Regions from separate parts of the Homo sapiens genome. Here region 2 is linked to region 1. Evidence: read pairs that join two places in POLR2A ChIA-PET (ENCODE). Cell type or tissue: PC-9. All regions are shown on one strand. Links, peaks and the distances in the headings refer to the core of each region. The heading gives the core; the rest is flanking DNA.

The links. ChIA-PET counts read pairs that join two places held together with the same protein. Peaks named below come from ENCODE experiments on the same cell type or tissue, not always from the same donor. Only the 100,000 strongest peaks of a DNase experiment are listed, where the experiment ranks them.
Region 2: POLR2A ChIA-PET joins it to region 1 with 6 read pairs; 1 of 35 experiments calls an interaction of 5 or more read pairs at or near these places.

Annotation. Positions count from the first base shown.
Region 1 is chr3:133,448,293-133,458,509 of GRCh38, forward strand. BFSP2 (beaded filament structural protein 2) reads left to right here. Exons shown (of 7, transcript NM_003571.4): 3 at 197-353; 4 at 2,011-2,172. It overlaps BFSP2-AS1 (BFSP2 antisense RNA 1), which reads right to left. Exons shown (of 4, transcript NR_189064.1): 2 at 7,037-7,171. Among named protein-coding and RNA genes, the nearest start is that of BFSP2-AS1, 38 kb to the right of the region's middle. In PC-9, for the core only: CTCF peaks have their summits at 9,383 and 9,611; a DNase peak (open chromatin) is centred at 4,849.
Region 2 is chr3:134,423,190-134,433,406 of GRCh38, forward strand. No RefSeq gene overlaps it. Among named protein-coding and RNA genes, the nearest start is that of MIR4788, 9.5 kb to the right of the region's middle. RefSeq lists enhancers at 3,718-4,917, 4,042-4,787. In PC-9, for the core only: no CTCF peak of the experiment used is centred there; a DNase peak (open chromatin) is centred at 4,402; H3K27ac peaks cover 1,741 bases.

The DNA.
Region 1 (10,217 bases), core at 1,711-9,710:
GTTGGCTGCAATTGCCTTCATTTTAATAAATCAATGTGTGACAACTGCACTAACAGTGCCCTCAAATCTATTGAAACAGTGACTTTTACCATTCATTGTCTAACTATCACATAATTGGCCTGTTGGTAACATTTATAATCTGATTCTTTTTCTTTTGGGCTACTCAGTTATGCTAATTAAGTTCCTTTATCTGCAGATATGAAAATGAGCAGCCATTTCGAAAGGCGGCAGAAGAGGAAATTAACTCTCTGTATAAAGTCATTGATGAGGCTAATTTGACTAAAATGGACCTGGAGAGTCAAATAGAAAGTCTGAAAGAAGAACTTGGCTCTCTATCAAGAAACTATGAAGAGGTAGGAGGGGGCTGGGGTTGCTGGGTTGGCCACAAGACCAGAAGTTCACATCTGTCTGCCTGTGCTTCATAACAAGGCCACAGTAGCTCATTTCTGACTCTCCACATTGCGTGCCCAGGACTGCAGGGAACATACCTGTAAAATACTTTCAGATCCTTGAAGTGGGTCAGGTTACCCCAGCAGTCTCAAACTCAAATAGCTTCAGGAACCAGTGTGGTACAGAAACAGGGGAAGGCAGCCAGTCTTGGCACTAGCAAATGAGGGAACTTGTGTTAAATTAGAGGGAGCAACCCCTCCTCAATGCATTCTATGTCAGGTTTTTTTTTCAACACTGTATTATACAAACAAAACAACTCTGAGGGTAGATCCAAGCTGTGGTTGACATCTACTCATTAACAAAACTGGGTCAGATTATTGAGTGACAGAACTGAAGAGGACCTCCAACAGTTATGGGGTCTAGTTCCCTGCGAGACTTCAGCAATTCTAAACCACCTCACACATATTACTGTCTGATCCAAGATTTAGGCTGCTTCAAGTTGAAAGAGTCAAAACCCACTTAACGATGCTCACATTGGGAAGTTCTTTCTTGAGACCAACTTAAGCTAACCAGCAACTGTAAGCCCATTTCTTCTTGTTCTTAGCTCAGTGATTTAAGACTACTCTCCAACAGTAACCATTTAGAGATGCCAAAGTTATCTTTTAAGTCTCTTTCATCCTTGTCTGGCTTTATGCATAAATGCCCTGTGCTGTTGTTGCTTACTTTGTTTTTGTTTTTGTTTTTGTTTTATTTTACTTTAAGTTTTAGGGTACATGTGCACAATGTGCAGGTTAGTTACATATGTATACATGTGGTTTTTTGTTTGTTTGTTTGTTTGTTTGTTTGTTTGTTTTATTTTGATTTCTGCTTTGGGCCTGGGCTTGTGGAGACCAACCTAAGAAATGCATCCTTGGTGCTAGGCATGGTGGTTCAAGCCTGTAATCCCAGCACTTTGAGAGGCCAAGGCAGGGGATCACTTGAGCCCAGGAGTTCAAGACCAGCCTGGGCAACATGGTGAAACCCTGTCTCCACTAAAAATACAAAAATTAGCTGGGCATGGTGGTGTGTGCCGTGCCTGTGCCTGTAGTCTCAGCTACTCAGGAGACTGAGGTGGGAGGACTGTTTGAGCCCAAGAGATGGAGGCTGCAATGAGCTGAGATCATGTCACTGCACTCCAGCCTGGGTGACAGAGTGAGACCCTGTCAAAAAAAAGAAGGAAGGAAGGAAGGAGAGAGAGAGAGGAAGACAGACGGAAAGAAAGAGAGAAAGAGAGAGAGAAAGAGAAAGAAGGAAAGAAGGAAAGGAAGGAAGGAAGGAAGGAAGGAAGGAAGGAAGGAGGGAGGGAGGGGGAGGGAAGGAGGGAGGAAGAAAGAAAGAGAGAGAAGGAAAGGAAGGAAGGAAGGAAGGGAGGGAGAGAGGGAGAAATGCATCCTTGGGAAAAGAGAAATTACACTTACGCTGGGAAGAAGGTCAGGGACTTTCCCAGTCTCTGTGAAGCCTGTGTCTGGCAGTTGTGGAATGAGAAAAGAATTGCCCACAGAGCTGGTTTTCTGCTGGCTAGAATTCTATGCCATTTATTTCCCCCCGTAACTCATCTAAGATGTATATTGTTGTTTTCAGGATGTGAAGCTGCTGCACAAACAGTTGGCAGGGTGTGAGCTGGAACAAATGGATGCTCCCATTGGCACTGGTCTGGACGACATCCTTGAGACGATCAGAATTCAGTGGGAGAGAGATGTTGAAAAGAACCGGGTGGAGGCAGGAGCCCTGCTCCAAGCTAAGGTGAGAGGCAGGACCAGCATCCTCCACTCTGCCCTATGCAGAAGGAGGCCACGCTGAGCTGCAAACTAGTCAATGTGCAGACGAAGAAATAACAACGGTTTAGTAACAAGTTCAACCTCATTAGAAACAGAAGAAATGAAAATTAAAATAATAGCTTTTTGTTTACCTATCTAAAAGTAGAAAATGTTTAAAATGGTAAAAATGCTGGCAAGTATGTGGAGAAGTAGGTTCTCTACTGTATTACTGAAGAGCATAAACTAGTGCACTGCCTTTGAATAAGAAATTTAGTAATATGCACCAAGAGTGTTAAAATGCCCCTAGCTACCAACTGAATAATCTGAATACAATCCTGAAAGAATAATTGAGGCCGGGCGTGGTAGCTCACGCCTGTAATCCCAGCACTTTGGGAGGCCAAGGCGGGCGGATCATGAGGTCAGGAGATCGATACCATCCTGGCTAACAGGGTGAAACACTGTCTCTACTAAAAATACAAAAAATTAGCCGGACGCATTGGCAGGTGCCTGTAGTCCCCGCTACTCGGGAGGCTGAGGCAGGAGAATGGTGTGAACCTGGGAGGCGGAGCTTGTAGTGAGCCAAGATTGGGCCACTGCACTCCAGCCTGGGCAACAGAGCAAGACTCTGTCTCAAAAAAAAAAAAAAAAAAAGAATATTTGAAAAAATAAATCATCTGTGTCCAAATATACTCACTGAAGCATTATAAGAGTGAAAAAAACATACACATTTACTAGTAGAAGAAAATCTAAGCCACAACCTACCTATGTGCAGTAAAATATCAGGCAGTTATTAGAATTAATGTTTATGAAGCATTTATAAAATAGGAATGTGTTCATAATATGAGGTAAAATGAGGAGAAAATGAGAGTACAGAATGGTATATGCCAGAAGCCAAAAAATATTCTCTGTAAAGGACCAAACAGTAAATATTTCAGGCTTCTTGGGCCAGATGGCCTCTGTTGTAACTCCTCAGCGCTGCCACTGCAGTGTAAAAGCAGCTGTAGCCAATAGGTAGCTAATGAGCATAGCTGTGTTCCAATAAAACTTTATTTACAAAAATAAGCGGTGAGATGGATTTGGCCTGTGGACTGCAGTTTGCCACTTCCTGGTATATACAGTAGGGTAAAGCATTCAAACAAAGAAACTAGGCATTGAGAAAAAATTTTAGAAAGAAAAGACTAAAATGGGATTAGCAGTCGTTGCCTTTGAGTGATGGATCAGTCTGACACTTTGAGATGTTTTTTCTTTTTTGTTTTTGAGTATTTCTCAAGTTTTTGTTAAATAGTATACATTATATTCATGGAAGAAAAACAACTTTTATTAAACCTCATAAATAATACAGGAATTAACCAGAAAATAGGATGCATAGGGTTTGTTCTTCCCTTCTCCATCTCCCACCCATTTCTGACTTTGTAATCTTGAGACAGAGGATGAAAAGTGACAAGGAAGGAAAATGTGGAAAAGTAGAGAAAATAAGGTAGATGTCTGAGTTAAGGCAAAAGGCTGTTTCTGAGCTCTTGATTACTATTTAGTGGTTCTTGATCCTGGCTACGCAGCAGAATTATTTCAGAGCATTTTCAAAAATCGCCATCCCAGACCAACCAAATCAGACAGAGGAGAGGGACTTTGTGATTTTTAAAGCTCTCTGGATGATTCTAATATGCAGCCAGATTTGAGAACCATAAGAATTATAAAAAGCTATGAAAAGAAAAATAGGAGAGGCTTTTCTGTCCTTTCTCCCACCATACTCCCTCTATCCCCCAAGTATCAACAAGAACCTTCCCAGCAGGGTCTTCATCAATTCTGGATTCCCAAAATGTTCTCCAGCCTAGAAAACATCCTTTCACTCACCCATTTCTCCAACCCCTACCCCGTTTCAATAGCTTCCTTTCTTTCTAACCACCAATCATTGAGCCAGGTCACTACAAACACTTTTTTATGGCAAATAGAGCCTAGTTATTCAAAAAATGACTTCCCCTCGCCCCACCCAACCTGATGAGAAGTGGAGCAACACAGAGGTAAAGTGAAGCCATAGATTTGAGTTTGGTCCATTGCCTTTTTTAACAGACTCATGACAGATAACAGATAATTAATGGTCCTAGAGACCATCTGATCCCATTCCCTAATTTTAGGTGTGAGGAAACTGAGACCCAGAGAGTGCAGGTGACTTCCCACGATCACACAGCTGGTTGAGAGCTCCATAGTTCAACTCTCCTGTTCTTGGTCCAGAGACCTTTTCTCTGCATTGGGCTGCATCGTTTCTCCCCTGGCTCTGCTTCTAAAGCTAAACCTCAGAGGCCCAGCAGTTTGCAAACTTTGCTTCTGTCCCAGCCCTCCTGCGGTGTGCACCACACTGTGGTAACTGTTTCTTTGGGAAAGGACAGACTATTATAATTATCAGAAATAAATCCTTCATAGTATGAAAAAGAAAAAAAAAAGGTCATTATTATCTCCTCCTCACCCCTTGGAGAATCATCACTAGCCCAACAGTAACTCAAACATTAATTCTGAACAGATTCATTAGTGTTTTTTTAATAGAGTAATCTGAAAGCTACATCTCAGAGAAAACAGACAGTATTTGTTTTAGCTTGGCCAATGCTGCCTGGGCCTCTTGCAGAAAGGCAGAGCTCAGAAAATATTTGCAGAATGAGTGAATTCCTCTGATCATCAACAGAGATCTGAACTGACAGCCAGAATTCCTCCAATAAATAGTTTTGTCAGTTGCAGTTGTGCCCTCAGGGGCTGACATTTGCCCATCCTGAGCATCTCTTGTCGGTTTCTTGGCGGCATAGCATAAATGTGAAATGGCTTAGCACACACAGCTTTCAAAAGCTTTTGTAAAGAAAATGCAAGCATGCATTTAATTACCTTTCGGACCACAGAGGCTGAAAATTAATTAACATGATTAATTTATATCTTAGTTTAGGTTCCTTCAGAAGCAGATCCTGAAACAAATATTGGAGTTAAGGTAGTTTACCTGGAAGTTGGGGAGTTAAAAACCAACAAAATACCAGTAGAGGAGAAGCAAAGAAGGGAACCAACAAAGAATGCCTAATCAAACCAGTTACCACTGTGGGAGACTGACGTGTAAACCAAGAAGAATTGTGAGAAACGGTATAGACTACAGGAGAGGGGAAAGGCAAGGGAGCTGAGATGTTAATACCATCTCCCAACAGTTTTCTGCCATCTGCTATCAGAGTGGCCTTCCAAAGGCTTCAGAGAAACTCTCAGGCAAAAAGATGCAGAATCTGGCAGGGGGAACAGGAGAGCACTAAACTGCGAAAGCCTAAGGGATAAAGGTGGTACCATCAGCATCTGCTAGAACTTATCTGCCAATTCTGTTTATTTTTTCAGTCATTAAAAGCTTAATAAAATAGAGACATAAAAAAATTTATTAAGAGGTTCTGGCTAAGGTCAGTGCAGTATTCATATTCTTTCCAGCTATGGTGTTACGAATGTCAGGAACCTCATGGTCCAGTTTTTGAAGCTTCTGAAGTTGTATGATTCAGTGATGACAGGATCAGATTGGTCCAGAGAATTTCTGGAGGGTCTTAAAGTCTAGTTCTTCCTTGTCTATTTGTTGTGGTTACCTAATGCAGGGTACTCAGGGATGCTTCAGGAACCTCAGACAACATGCCACACCACACTCTAGACCTCCTAGTTAGTCAAGTAAAACAAAACAACTTTTTTTTTAAGTTGGGCACTGTGGCATGTGCCTGTAGTCCTAGCTATTCAGGAGGCTGAGGCAGGAGGATTGCTTGAGGCCAAGAGTTCAAAGGAGAAGTACACTATGATCATGCCTATGGATAGCCACTCTACTCCAGCCTGGGCAACATGGTGAGACCCCATCTCTTTTTTAAAAAATCCTTTTTGTCCCCTATGCTCTTACAAAATGCTTCTGACACCAAATATGTAGGTTTGTTCCACACCAAGCAGATCTCCAAACACCAACTGAGTGTCCTATAATTCAATTCAATCCTGACACTACCTGCCTGAAGTAGTATCAGATCCCACAGGTTAAGGGCTCAGTCCCATAAGACAGCCCTCACTTCAGATGACAAGTCTGGCCCTCCCATACTTCGGATGAACTGGCTATAAATTAGGGGTTCCCACAACCTCCTCTGCAGAGGGATAAGTAGATAGTTTGCTAGAACAGTGCCCAGAACTCAAGGAAACACTTTACATATTTTTGCCAGCTTATTATAAAGGATACAATTCAGGAGCAGCCAAATGGAGGAGATGCTTAAGGCAACGTATGTGAGAAGGGGCACAGAGTCCCCAACTCCAAATTTTTGACTCTATTATAATAACACTTGGCTTAAAATGCAAACACGTCATACAGCTATACAAAAATATTCTTTCTTTTATCCTTATTCTATAAGCTTGTTTTCTATTTTTAAGAGGGGGTTTTTTTAACCTTTTAAACTTTTTTTGTTAAAAACTAAGACACATACATACACATTAGCCTAGGCCTACACAGGGTCAGGATCGTCAATATCACTGTCTTCCACCTCCACATCTTGTCCCACTGAAAGGTCTTCAGGGGCAGTGACATGTGTGGAGCTTTCAGCTCCTGTAACAACAATGCCTTCTTCTGGAATTCCTCCTGAAGGACCTGCCTGAGGCTGTTTTACCGTTAACTATTTTTCTTTTTTAATAAGTAGGAGTATGCTAATGATAAAAAGTATAGATACAGTAAATACATAAACCAGTAACATTTACTATTGTTAGCAAGTGTTATGCACTGCACATAATTGTATGTGCTAGACTTTTATATGACTGGCAGTGCAATAGGTTTGTTTACACTGCATCATCACAGGGTCTCACAAAGCTGCAATCAAGGTACCCACCAGGGCCGCATTCTCATCTTCAGAGTTTGTTCGGGTTCTTGGCATCGTTCAATTCCTTGCAGATGTAGGCTTGAGGTCCTCAACTCCTAGAGGCCAGTCCTCCTCAGAGGCCATTTACAACATGGCTGTTTGCTCCTTCAGGGCCAACAGAAAAGCATTACCATTTTAAGCCTTTAATCTGATTAAGTCAGGCCCACTCAGATACTCCTCTTTTGATCAGCTCAGATTTAGCTGATTTGGAACCATAATTACATGTCAAAATCTCTTCATCCTTGTCATCTAACATAATTTAATCATTGGACATAACACCAGAGAGCAGAGATCATGGAGGCCATCTTAGAATTCTGCCTACCAGGCCCCTCAGTGTTGAGCAGAGAACTAAAACTCTGCCCCTCCCCAAACCCCCACCATCTCACCTCCTCTGCCAGGCAAACAGCTCTGCCCTCAGCCCACCTCCTGTAGGGGAGCACGGGTCCCGTCTTTCTTGTCCAATTTCTCAGCCGGGGCACTGAGACGTCTTTGTTCCCTCACCCTAAGCCTGGTCTGAAGTCTGCCTCCTGCAATGCAAGCTCTGTTTTGCCTTCTTAGCCTTCTTCCTGAGATGCTCCTTCCATTCAATTTCCATTTGCCCAAAGCTGACTCCACACTTTCATTCCCAGAGGCCTCATTTCTCCATCCCTTGCCTGCTGCAACTGGTTGATGTATACAATACCCAAAGGCTTAATCAATCACCAGCACAAGTTGGTGGTTGCCCGGATGTGAGAGAACTCAGTCTGTCTTAAGAGTCCCCAGGGTCAGGAACAAATGGATTGCTCCCATGCTATCTTCTCTAACAGCAGGTCTGCACTTGCCTCAGGTCAGTTTGAGGCATCTGCGGTCAGGAACTTTATCTGAGCTGTAACCATCATGCCTTCATGTCACATGTCAGGATGACAGATTGTGCAAACTATTAAGAATGAAGACAAGTGAATAGATTGAAATGAATTGTGAGGTTTCTGGTTGTTGATAGTCTTAAGGCCAAAAGAAACATTCAAGATCATCTAAAGCCGGGCCATCTAACTGAAATATCGCAATGATGGGCATATTCTATAATCCATGCAGCAATCCGGTATGGTAGCTACTGGCCTCAAGGGGTTATACAGGTGCAGTGGCTCATGCCTATAGTCCCAGCACTTTGGGAGGTCAAGGTGGGCAGATCGCTTGAGCCCAGGAGTTCAAGACCAGCCTAAACAACATGGCAAAACCCTGTCTCCACAAAAATACAAAAATTAGCCAGGTGTGGTGACATGTGCCTGCAGTCCCATGGAAACTACTTGGGAAGCTGACATGGGAGGATCACCTGAGCCTAGGAGGTCGAGGTTGCAGTGAGCTCTGATCGCACCACTGCACTCCAGCCTGGACAACAGAGTGAGACTCTGTCTCAAAAATAAATAAATAAATAAAGCTGAGGAACTAACTTTTAATTATGTTTAATTTTTATTTCAGCAGCTACAGATGACTAGTGACTGCTCTATTAGAGGACAGCATAGGTCTAGATTTACCCACGAGGAGAATAGAAACCTTGAATAGCATCTCTCCATGTCATCTACACTTACAAACAATAATTTTCCCTGTAAACACAGACATTTTATACAAGCTACTCTGTCTAGACTTTTTCTATTCTTGCTTTTACCAACAAGAGTCAATATTTTCTAAGATATATGAAGCTGAATTAAAACAGGCACTGCCACTCTGACTCTAGACTACAAGATGACCTCTTGTGCTATTGCCATGTTAACCACCTGGGAAAGTTCCTTTCCAGGGGAACAGCAAAAGCAGGACGCCTGACAGCATCTGTAATCTAGAGGCTCCTGTGTGCCAATGAGCTGGCTGGACTCCCTGAGGGCTCTTCAGTGAAATAAGCCATGGCTGTAGCCAGTGTGCTCAAGGCAAACACTGAACGGGGATCCCGAAGCATCTTCATATCTCTGAATCTCACAGAGAGCTTCACAAAAGGGCCCTGTTTGCTTTTATGTCTTTTTAAATTGACTTTTATTTTATTTCAACATGTATAATAGATAATACATTCACTTAGTTCAAAATTCAAAACATACAAAAGATATAAAGTGAAAAGTGCTATCCAACCCATGTCCTAGCTACCGTTTTTTTCTATGGGGGTCAATCAATGTTATCCTTTTCTTGTATGTCATTTCAGAAACATTTTACCCATATACAAAGAAATATATATATTTTTTTTCCTGTCTTTTTACACAAGTAGTATTCAGAACATACTGCTTTATGACTGTATGATATTATACCACAGGGGGCAGCAAACTCTGGCCCACAAGCCAAATCTGACCCATTGCCTGTTTTTACAAATAAAGTTTTATTGGAACATGACCATCACATTCATTTACATATCATCTATGGCTGCATTTGCACTACACAAGTGGAGTTCAATAGTTGCAACAGAGACCATATGGCCTGCTAAGCCTAAAACATTTACTATCTAGCTAGTCACAGAAAAAGTTGTCAACCTCTGTTCTAGCTAACAGATGCCCCAGAATTTGTTTAGCCTGTTCCCTACTGCTGGGCACTGAGGGTGGTTTCCAATCTTTTGCTATTAGAAGAAATTAGTCACTAACATGGTATACCTCTCATTTCCATATATAGAAATGTATCTGTTAAATGAACTTATAGACATGGAATTGTTGGCCCCAAAAGTGTGTGCACTGGTAATTTTGATAAATATTGCCAATTGCTCTCTACAAAGATTATAACAATTTACATTTCTATCAGAAATATTTGAGAGTGTCCATTTCCCCATATCTTCACCAATACTTTGTGATCTTTGCTAATACTATGGGTTAAAATGCATTTCTTACAAATTGCTTTTGTGTGTACTAGCAGATCATATCTTTTGCCCATTTGGGTTACTGTAGTTGTATGCTATAGTAGCATATACCAGTTGGTGCGGCTGCAAAGAGAATAGGGAAAATCAAGAATCAGAGCAGATTTTAAAAGGAAAAACCAAAAGACTGTCTCATTGAGGTAGGTACTGCCTACTCTTTGCCTCTTCTTTTCTCTAGTTAAGACAACACACAGGCTGGGTGTGGTGGCTCACTCCTGTAATCCCAGCACTTTGGGAAGCCAAGGCAGGCAGATCACTTGAGGTCAGGAGTTCAAGACCAGCCTGGCCAAC
Region 2 (10,217 bases), core at 1,144-9,143, 970 kb after region 1:
ACTGTGATGTGGGGTGTCACATCTGGCTCTGTCCCATCTGCCTGGCTGGGGTTTGCCCCTACGGAGGGTGTTTTGTGTTGCCTGATGGAAGAGGGATGTCCACCAACCAGGCTCAGAGCAGCATCAGGCCCCCCCTGATGTGGGTGTCAGATTACAGCCACAACAGATGGCATTGGCTCAGCTCCCAGGGATCCCCAGTCCACAATGCAAGTCACCTAATCCCTAGTCTGCCATGCAAAGCAAAGGTGGAGCAGAGGGCAAGGGTGGGCAGTGAAGGGCACTATTCAAGGGTGCACCCATCAGGTGTGGGCGAGAGGTGTGTTCCCCAAGGAAGCTGCCTCATGCTAAGCACTCTCATGGGGACAGCATCTTCACACTATGCAGGGAGCTGCTGACAGGGCCCTAGACACCAGAGACCCTGCTAAGGATACTGATCCAAGGGAAAAGGCGTCAGTCAGGTTCATTGGCAGAAACATAAGCCATATGGAAGAAAAATGGGCTTGAAAGAAAAATGTAGAGCCAGTTCACTTCTGAAATGGAGAGCAAGGACTATCCAGCATGGGGAAAAAAGCAAGGGAATACACTCAGTTCTGTCTTCTGTCCAGTGCAGTAGAGTGATAAAGAGAGAATGACAGGAAAGGGAAGAGGAGGCAAGAGCTACCTGCAGGGACATGGGGATGGCTTGAGGGAGGCCACCCAGAATGCTTCTGGCCTGGCCCCTGCTCCCCTCTCTGTTGCGTCTTCCTTCCCCATACAATCCCCCTTTGCCCTTGCCTCAATGTTCATCTTTGTCCCCACTGTGGTCAGGCCTCTCTGCCTCTGGTTTAGCCCACCCCAGTTCCACTATGCCCCTGTGTGACAAAGGTCCATATGAACTAGCTGGACTTTGGGCACTATATACAGACGTAGGGGAAAGATGGAATTCAGTGCACAAGTCCTCTGGCTCAGGTCCATGATCACAAAGAAGATCATGTTTTAGCATCTCAGAGTTGCAAGGGATTTCAGCCTTCATCTAGTTGAAGCCTTCATCTTACAGATGAGAAGGCTGGAGCTCAAGGGCTCAGGGACTGCCCCAGATCCTCAGGTCCTGCTGGCACACTCTTCCTCACCACTGCAGAGCATTGGGATCTGTCTAGGGGCAGCTGTAACAGTGGGTATCATCTGCCCTTGCTTCTCAGCATGTCCTTGAACTGCTCTCTCTCTTTGTGGGGAAAGATGGCAGAGAGTCCTGGGTTCAAATCTGATCTCTGACAGTTACTTGCTGAGTGACCTTGAGCAAGACACTTGCCCTCTCGGAGCCCAAACCTCCTCACTCTAAAAAAGAGAACTTACCTTTACAATAGTGTGGTAAAGACCAGATGAAATAATGTTCATGGATAAGGCAGATGACATGGAGGGAAGAAGTGGAAGAAGATCCCTCTCAAAAAAGTTATCATGATGATTTTATTTATCTATTCACTGAATGACTGTTGACTAAACTCTAAACTGCTATGTGCTAGGCTCAGCAGTACATTAGACCTACAGAAATATCATTGTGAATTTACATTCCATTGGAGCAGACAGTTAACAAGTAAATCAGTAGATGCATATATAATCTGACACTCAGAGGTGAAAAGCGTTATGGAAAATGGGACAGAGAGAGGGAGAGAGATTGTAGGAAAGTGCCTGGTAAATTACCGGGCCCCATGTAATTGATTCCTCTTGTTGTATGTTGCCTGGCACTTAGTAGGTGCTCAAAAAATGCTAATTTCTTTCTCTTCTTGCCTATATTTCTTATTTCCATCTTCCCTACGTAACTCAATGCCCATTGCTACTCCCAGGCTTCCCACATCCCCTCTGAGGGCCTCACGGTTCTACCCGGCAATCCACCCTTCTATGCTGCATGCCTTCTCACGCTGTCTCTTGAAGATCCTGGGCCTGGCACTGAGCACTCAGGGACAGTAGGCCCTCTGCCATAGTAAGAAGTGTAGTAATGGCAGGAGGGACGGCAAGGAAGCAAATGCACACCGGGCAGTGCTGAGACATTCCTTTCGGTGTGAGGGCAGGTGCTTCCTTCCTGGGGCCTTGCCCATTCCCTGCCCTCTGGGGAGAGACACAGCTTTCAGTTAAGAAAATGGAAAGATTTTCTGAAAACACCACACCAGCGATCAAGGATCAATCCTCTCTTCCAAAGTTATTTGCAATAATGAAATATAACATCATTAATTTGTTTTACCCACCAGAGAGTATAAAAAAATTTCCCAAATATAAAGAAACCTCTGTGTGTGTGTGTGTGTGTGTGTGTGTATTTTAAAGACAAGGAAAGAAAATTTAAGCTGTACATCATTATTTTTTTTTTTTGAGACAGAGTTTCACTCTTGTTGCCCAGTCTGGAGTGCAATGGTGCGATCTCGGCTCACTGCAACCTCCATCTCCCAGGTTCAAGAGATTCTCCTGCCTCAGCCTCCCGAGTAGCTGGGATTACAGGCGTACACCACCACACCCAGCTAATTTTTGTATTTTTAGTACAGACAGTGTTTCACCATATTGGTCAGGCTAGTCTCAAACTCCTGGCCTCAGGTGATCTGTCCACCTTGGCCTCCCAAAGTGCTGGGATTACAGACGTGAGCCGCCACGCCTGGCTCATCGTATTTGTATATATATGTGCTCTGTCCCATTTTACTCTCTTGCTTAAGTATGGATAGCTCTCGGTGTGAGTTGCTTGTCTAGTCTGTTAAGAGTTCAGGTTAAAGCCAGGTGCAGTGGCTCACACCTATAATCCCCGCACTTTGGGAGGACGAGGTGGAAGGATCTTTGAGCCCAGGAGTTTGAGACCAGCCTGGGCTACATAGTGAGGCCCCATCTCTACAAAAAATAATAAAAAATTTAGCCAGGCATGGTGGCACGTGCCTGTAGTCCCCGTTGCTCAGGAGGAGGTGGGAGGATCGTTTGAGCCTGGGAGGTCAAGGCTACAGTGAGCCATGATAGTGCCACTGCACTCCAGCCTGGGTGACAGAGTGAACCACTGTCCCAAAAACAAACAAACAATAGTTCAAGTTAAGGAATGTCCTTGATTAGCTCCTGCTTGGGGTTTCAGAGGAATAGCTTACTTTGTCTGAGAAGAGCCTAAAGCAGCCTTCCTTCTATGGCAAAGCCTCCCTTTTACCTTTTTCTTCTTTTGGGGGCCCCCTCTAAGCTCTCTCTGAGGCAGGCCCTTAAAACTCATCTCTCAGCAAGGCTGGGTGCTGGCACTGGAGACTACATAGAGGTGATAAGACAGAGACTCCTAACTCAGTAAGCTCACAGGGAGACCTCCCACCTTGGAAAGACAAGGCCTTCTTTCAGGTTCAGCTCACACTTTCACTGCCAGTGTGACCTAGGCCTCAGTTTACCCATTTGTTAAATGAGGAGGCTGGCCTACATTAGCCTTCCTCCGGGTGTCAGTCATGTACAGTAGTCCCATATGATGCTCCAGGGACCATACTTTGGCCAGTAGGTTCGCAAGTCACTGACGCCTGTGGGAGCATCCTGGGAAGCCCACAGGCTGCATTGCACCCAGGTCAAAGCTGGGGCTGCTCACTCTAGCTGGAACACAGAGCCCTTTACTGCTGAGTGCCTGCAGGCAGCCTTCTGGGAAAAGCCAGCTGTGGATTTCTAAAGGACTTTCCCAGGCAAAGATGCCTGGGATAAGAGAAAAACAGGATGGTGAAAGCACCATCCCAGGGATGTGAGGGATGGAGCAGCCTCTCTGACCCGAGACCTGTGGTTGCATCCCTGCCTACACTGAGCTGCTCCAGCTGCATCAGGCCTGACTTTGCAGGCTGGTGGTTAAGTGGGTAGACGGGTCTGGACGCACAGCCACTTCTGGTCATCCACAGCGATGAGCAAGCGGGAGTTTCACTGCGGCTGCCTCTGACACCGTGCTTCATCCCAACCTTTCTCACAGCCTCCCTCAGTGTTTCCAAGATTCCCTGGGGTGAGTGAGACTCATGGTGAAGCTCAGACTCTACCATGGAGGGCAGGCCTGCCTCACCTGGGGGCCTCCCTGAAGGGGTCACAAGGAGGTCTGAGGGCAAATACATCTCCTTGGCTGGCTCCTAGAAATGAAAGAGGGGCAGGATGATCAGAGGAGTAGAATTTGACTTCCTGGTCCCTCCCTGTCCTCCCTCAAGAAAGAGGTGACAAATGAAGCATTCTTGGGGAAGGAGAGAAAGTCCACAGTGACTGAGGTCTGAGGGCAGGGCTGAGACAGTGGTGGTGGAGATGGCGACCTCAGCCCTCCACACGTGCAGTGTCAGGGCCTCGGAGCCCAGCTGGCAGGCCACAGGAGACAGCGGGAGGTCTGGCTGGAGTGGAGACTGAGTCATCTGGGACTGCAGGGTCCAACGGAGTCACGCCTGTGAGTGATGAGCACCTTGACTGAGGCCAACGTCACAGACGTGTCTGGGAAGTGAGTCAGGGACCCGCAGAGTAGGAGTCTCAACATTCCTGGGAACAGCTTCCTCTGACTGTCCTGCCGTGATATGTTTTCTCCCCTAAGTGGCCTCAAAGGGTTGCTGGCTTTGCCATTGACATTTCTACAGCAAAATGAGCTAGTGAGCACTGGAGTTCAAAGGACATGGTGCAACTTTCAAACCAAATTCTCGTGGGATTTCAGAGGCTGATTACCCTCCCCTCCCTCCCTCCCTCCCTCCTTTCTAGCATGTCGATATTCATCTGTCAAATATTTATCGAGCAGCCACTCCGTGCCAGGTACTGTGGACTGGAGTCATGGTGATGGATAAGACACATGCCTGTGCCTTCCTTCCAGTCCCTGTCTTCACACACCCTGTAGTCTGGGGCAGGGGGACACTAAACAATCACACAAATAATTGCCTGCAATTTGCTGTGAATGATGAATGCATAGTTCAGGGGGCTCTGAATGTATCTAACGGGGGTCCTGGCAGGATCTGGAGGGCCAGGGAGGACTTCCCTGAGGAAAGTCCCCGTAAGAAGGGCTGGGCACAGTGGTTCACACCTGTAATCCCAGCACTTCGGGAGGCTGAGGTGGGTGGATCACCTGAGGTCAAGAGTTCAAGACCAGCCTGACTAACATGGTGAAATCCCATTTCTACTAAAAATACAAAAAATTAGCCAGGCATGGTGGTGCATGCCTGTAATCCCAGCTACTCAGCAGGCTGAGGCAGGAGAATCGCTTGAACCTGGGAAATGGAAGTTGCAGTGAGCCAAAATCGCAGCATTAGACTCCAGCCTGGGCAACAAGAGTGAAAATTCATCTCAAAATAAATAAATAAATAAAGTCCATGTAAGAGGAGATTGAGAGGGTAGAAAGTTCACCAGGGAGGAGTATTTCAAGTAGAAGAAACAGAAGAAGCTGAGAGCTTTGGGACATTGACAGACAGCGTGGTTGGTGTGGTCCAGGAGAGGTGAGTAAAGCAAGAGGCAGGATTCAGATCAGGCAGGGCCTGGGAAGCCACTGTGAGGATTCAGAGCTTTCCCCTGAGAACAATTCTTAGGAAAGGGAGGGTGGAGAACTGGGTCCCCCGAGCCCCAGCAGGGAAGTTATGAGTTTCTGCTTGTGGAGCATTTGGGCTCTGATCCCCCAACTATCAGCCACAGCCCACACGGTGAAAGCTGGTGAGGCAGGGGAGGCTCAGGACCAGGAAGTCCCACGGTGGACCTGGATGGGAAGACACCAGAAGCCAGCGGTGGTGACAGTGGGCAGGTGCTTCAGTTTCCCTTACTGTACAGTGGGTAGAATCAGCCTTGGATCAGTGTGTTGAGAGTTTGTGAGGATGGACAAAGTAGCAGCTGGAGGAAAGCCTTGTGCTCTTTTAATGGCTAGCATGGCTCAGAAGGAGACTGCTGACTGCCTCCCTCCAAGCCAGCAAACCCTGGGATTACAGAAACACAGCAGCCCCTCCAGCATGAGGTGGCAACTTACCGAAGGAAACAGAAATATCCCAAGGAATTCAGCAAATAGCCTGCAGATAATTTTATGCAGTAGAAGGAGCTTGGGCTTTGGAGCCAGAAAGACTTGAATTTGTTCCCTGGATCTGTCACTAGCTGTGTGACCTCGGAAAAATCACTCTCTGAGCCTCATTTCCTCATCAATAACAAGAGGACAATTGCAACAATCTGTGCTTATTCAGTTGTTTTAAGGGTTAGAGATGGCATTTGTAAAATGTTCAGCACAGCGTGAGGCAATAATAGCTCCTCAATATTTGGTAGAAGTAGGTAAACATTCAAACCATTAGAGAGGTGGGTTTTCACCTGTGCTCAGAACAAGGCGAAAGCTGTCTGCCACCATTGCCCTTTAATAGTCCTTTATCCATTAACCTTCACTGCTAGGAAGTCCTGCCTCATGTCTAATCTGCATGCGTCTCTTCACATGGCAGCTGGAACCTACCTGGTCTTGATCTGCCCTAACAAGTGGAGCCTGACAACACCTGTGCATCACCAAAGAAAGGTGCCAAGCCCTGGTCACCCAGAGGGCCTCTCCCACTAGGTTCTACAGAGAAGCTCACAGAAGACATGGGATGTTGGTCCTACTGAAAAAGCAGGCAAGCTGGGGGAATACAATCATGTCAGGAATGCAGGCACAGACATCATCTTCTCTCATCACTGTCCACGGTCCGCACACCAAGACCTATCACTTTAGACACAAACCTTCCCAGGACCAGGACAAGAGAGATGAACTCTAAGGTAAGCAAGGGTCCAGGATGAGACTATGGGGTTTCTGGGTCTGTGAACACGCACACATACATACACGAATGTGGACACACATAAGAGCACATAACTATGTAAAATACACAGAGAAAGATGTTTAAGGGGACCCCACACCCAGAGATCCCCAGTCACTTGAGGAGATGGTGAGGTTGTTTAACTTTTTTATACCTCAGGTCTCTTGTCTGTAAGACAGGAATGATAATAACACAGGAACGTCGTAACGATTACATGTTAGGTACTTGGACAGTACCTAGCCCAGTGTGGGCTCCCGTTTTTGCTACTATGATTATTATTACAGCTGGACACTCTCTCAGGACACAGAAATCTAGAGATACAGATGCAAACACAAATACACCCAGACCCAGCACAATCAAATTCACAGGCATACACATACCCTGAATCTGACCACAGATACAGGTGCTCATCAAAGAGAAGCTGCGTCCAGCACCCTGCTGGTGGACAGTGTGGCAGAGCTCACATAGTTTGGTCTTGGTCCAATTAGGCTTGGTTCATTTCAGCCAGACCGCAGCAAAGAAAGTGAAATTGCTCTGCAAATTCAAATGAGCAGATTTTTGAGATGCCACATGGAGAGATGCCACGGAGAGAGGTAGAGGACCGAACCTAAGTTCAAAGCCTGTTTTTTAAGGGGTCAGATAGTCACTTTTAGGCTGCTTAATGGCCGGACCTGCGATGTAGCCAGGCCCCACACCACCTAATACACCTTCAGTGAAAAGTGTACTGCCCTGAGTGCCTGCCATGCAAGAGTCTAGAGATGGTCAAAGAGAGGAGACTGTGTTCCACATATGAGCTAATGCACCATCAGTCATGCTCAGAGTCAAGAGGCAAGAGATGCAGAATTCAGTGGGATCAGGAAAGTGGAGCAAGCACCGGAAAGCAAAGGGCCTTGAAGTACTCCAGGATTGTCATGAGATGGGGATCAGAGCTATAAAAATGTCTGGAGGATGCAGAACTATCCTCTGACATCCAACTTTATAACCCAACTTCTGGGTTATAAAAAGAGCAGAAACACGAGCACATATGTTCAGCCCTCTCTAAAGCATTATACCCACTTGTTAAGGGAGGCTGGAGGGCGAGTCAAGGATGGTGTGGATTTGGCCAGAGAGGGCTTTGTGGAAAGTGGATGTGGGTTAGAAAAAAATGCAGTGTTTGCATCTGGTCAACCTGAAAGTGATGAGGGTTATACCTTGGGGGAGGCCCTCTAGGAGATTTCTCTGAAATTCATCAAGAGATTTTCTGTGATCCCACACCAATTCTATTTAAGAGGAGGCTGTGAGTGACACTCAGAGAATGAGTAGTTATCATCTTTCCTTCCAGGATGAAGCTGCCGCATAACTCTGTGATTAACACACACTGACTCTGGACGTCAGGGGAGATTAAAGGAGGGATCAGATGCTTTTGAAGAGAAGGTGGCCATCTGGAAGGTGCAGGTGCAAGGTGGTGGAGGCTGAAAGGTGGCAGATGGCTTGGTTCTGTGAAGGCAAATTAGGGAACACAGAAGACGACAGATGGGCAGGTGTTGGGTCATTGTGAAAGGGATTTGCCCAAGTGAAACAAAGATTTTTTTTTCTATTTAAATTTGGGTCAAGCACAAGGATTTCATCACTATTTATTAACTGGCTTTCAAACTTTGCCTACGAACAAAGTGGAAATCTCTTTATTGCAGATTAATTTGGGAAACAACTCAAGCAATAAAAAGGAGAGGAGAGGCAAGGTTGACCTACCATACCTTATTTGCAATTCTAAAAGGTAAAACAGTTCTGAAAATTAAATTAAAAAAAAACGGATTTGACAGCATAACCTGACTTCAACTGACCTCTTTGTCATCTTTATTCCATGTAGTGTGAACATTTGATGCAGAAATGTTGATGCGTTTGACTATTGAGTACTGCCCAGACCCCACTAGGGTTTTACGTAATATGGGTAATATGCTCTATATTATCTTTCTAAAGTCCAAAAAGTTCAAGATTTTGAAACACACCTGGTCCCCAGGGTTTGTTCACAGATCCCACTTACCTCCAAGACAAGTGAGAATGTATGCTCAGCAGGCTGCCCGGTGCTGGCCTCAGCATGGGATGCTCAGGTGTGAGCAAGTGGAAAGGGCTTTGAAGAAAGGATACAGCTCTTTGTATGGGTACATTTGCCAGGGAGGGGAGCAGTGTGTAAATGCTCCACTAGACTGGGGGATGTGAAATTGACAAAGAGGGAGAGAAGCCCTTAGGAAAGGCATCCTCCTGAGTGAAATGGTAATTCACTTTGAGATGGTGCTAATAATTAAAACATTTTTTATGGCATTTTAAGAAACATCTATTAGGCCCACATGTGAAGCTACTCACAACTCCTTGTAACATACATTTCAGAAATGTTGCTGTCCCTTGATCTGCCTTTCTTATCTTCATCAGGTGGGTCCCCCATCCCTAGCCCTGCTTATGGCCTCCTCAGGAGGGCCAGCGAGGACGATGGCTGAGGTGGGAGGGCAGGGAGCCAGGAGGATCACTATAAATAGAGTCCACCTTCTCCATTCTTCTCACTGAGCCACTTCTGAGCTTTCCAAAACAACTGCAGCAGCAGCAGCTGCCGCTTCAGCAGCCACAGAAGTGTTGGTGTCACCAGGACACAGCCTCAGGTAAGAGAAGGGGCATGGCTGCAGAGGGGCAAAGTCTGAGGGGCTGTGTTGGTGCTGAGCTTCAGGGCAGCCTTATGAGAAATACCTACAGAGGTCTCATAATAAAAGAGAAAATGTAACAATTTCTTGGAAATTTTTTTTTAAAAAACAGAGCTTCATTCTAAAAGGAAATGTCTCACATGGATCTTATGCAGAGAAGCCTGAGCGACTTGCACTTTCAACAATGGTTTTGTCATAGATGTAAAGGTAATTTTTTTGATGATTTTTTTGTTAATAGAAGAGCTTAATAGAAGACCTTAAATGAGGTTCTGGACCAGTGATGCTGAGAGGGCCACCATTTCTACACACTCTCTATGACAGAGGATGCAGGAGCAGAACATGCTAGGGTCTCCTCCTACACAGGGCTCATGGAGAGATGCTGATGAGGACAGACTTCTAGGTAGGAGAGGATAAGGTTCTGGGTGGGGAACCTGGAGCCCTCAGGGAACCGGGACAAATGGGAGGAGTCTCCATAGCCACCTTCTGTCTGATTGCATCAAAGGAAGACTGCTACCGAGTGATGGATGAGCTGGGGTAGGAAGTAGAGCTCTTCATCACTGGAGGTGTTTAAGCAGAGGCTGGTAACTCCTTGACAGATACACTGAAGAAAGGTTTCATGAATCAGCTGGGGGATTAAAATATTACATTGGTGCAAAGTTATTTTCATCAGGAAAGACAGGAGGGAGTGTTTCCAAATCTCAGGGTGGAGGTCGGCAACAAATTACTACTGTCTTTGCAGCCACTGATATGCCCCTCCCCAAATTTCAGACAGGAAGTCAGTGCAGCTGGTGGTCAAGCATCACATCCCTTAGGCTACTGGGAAGGA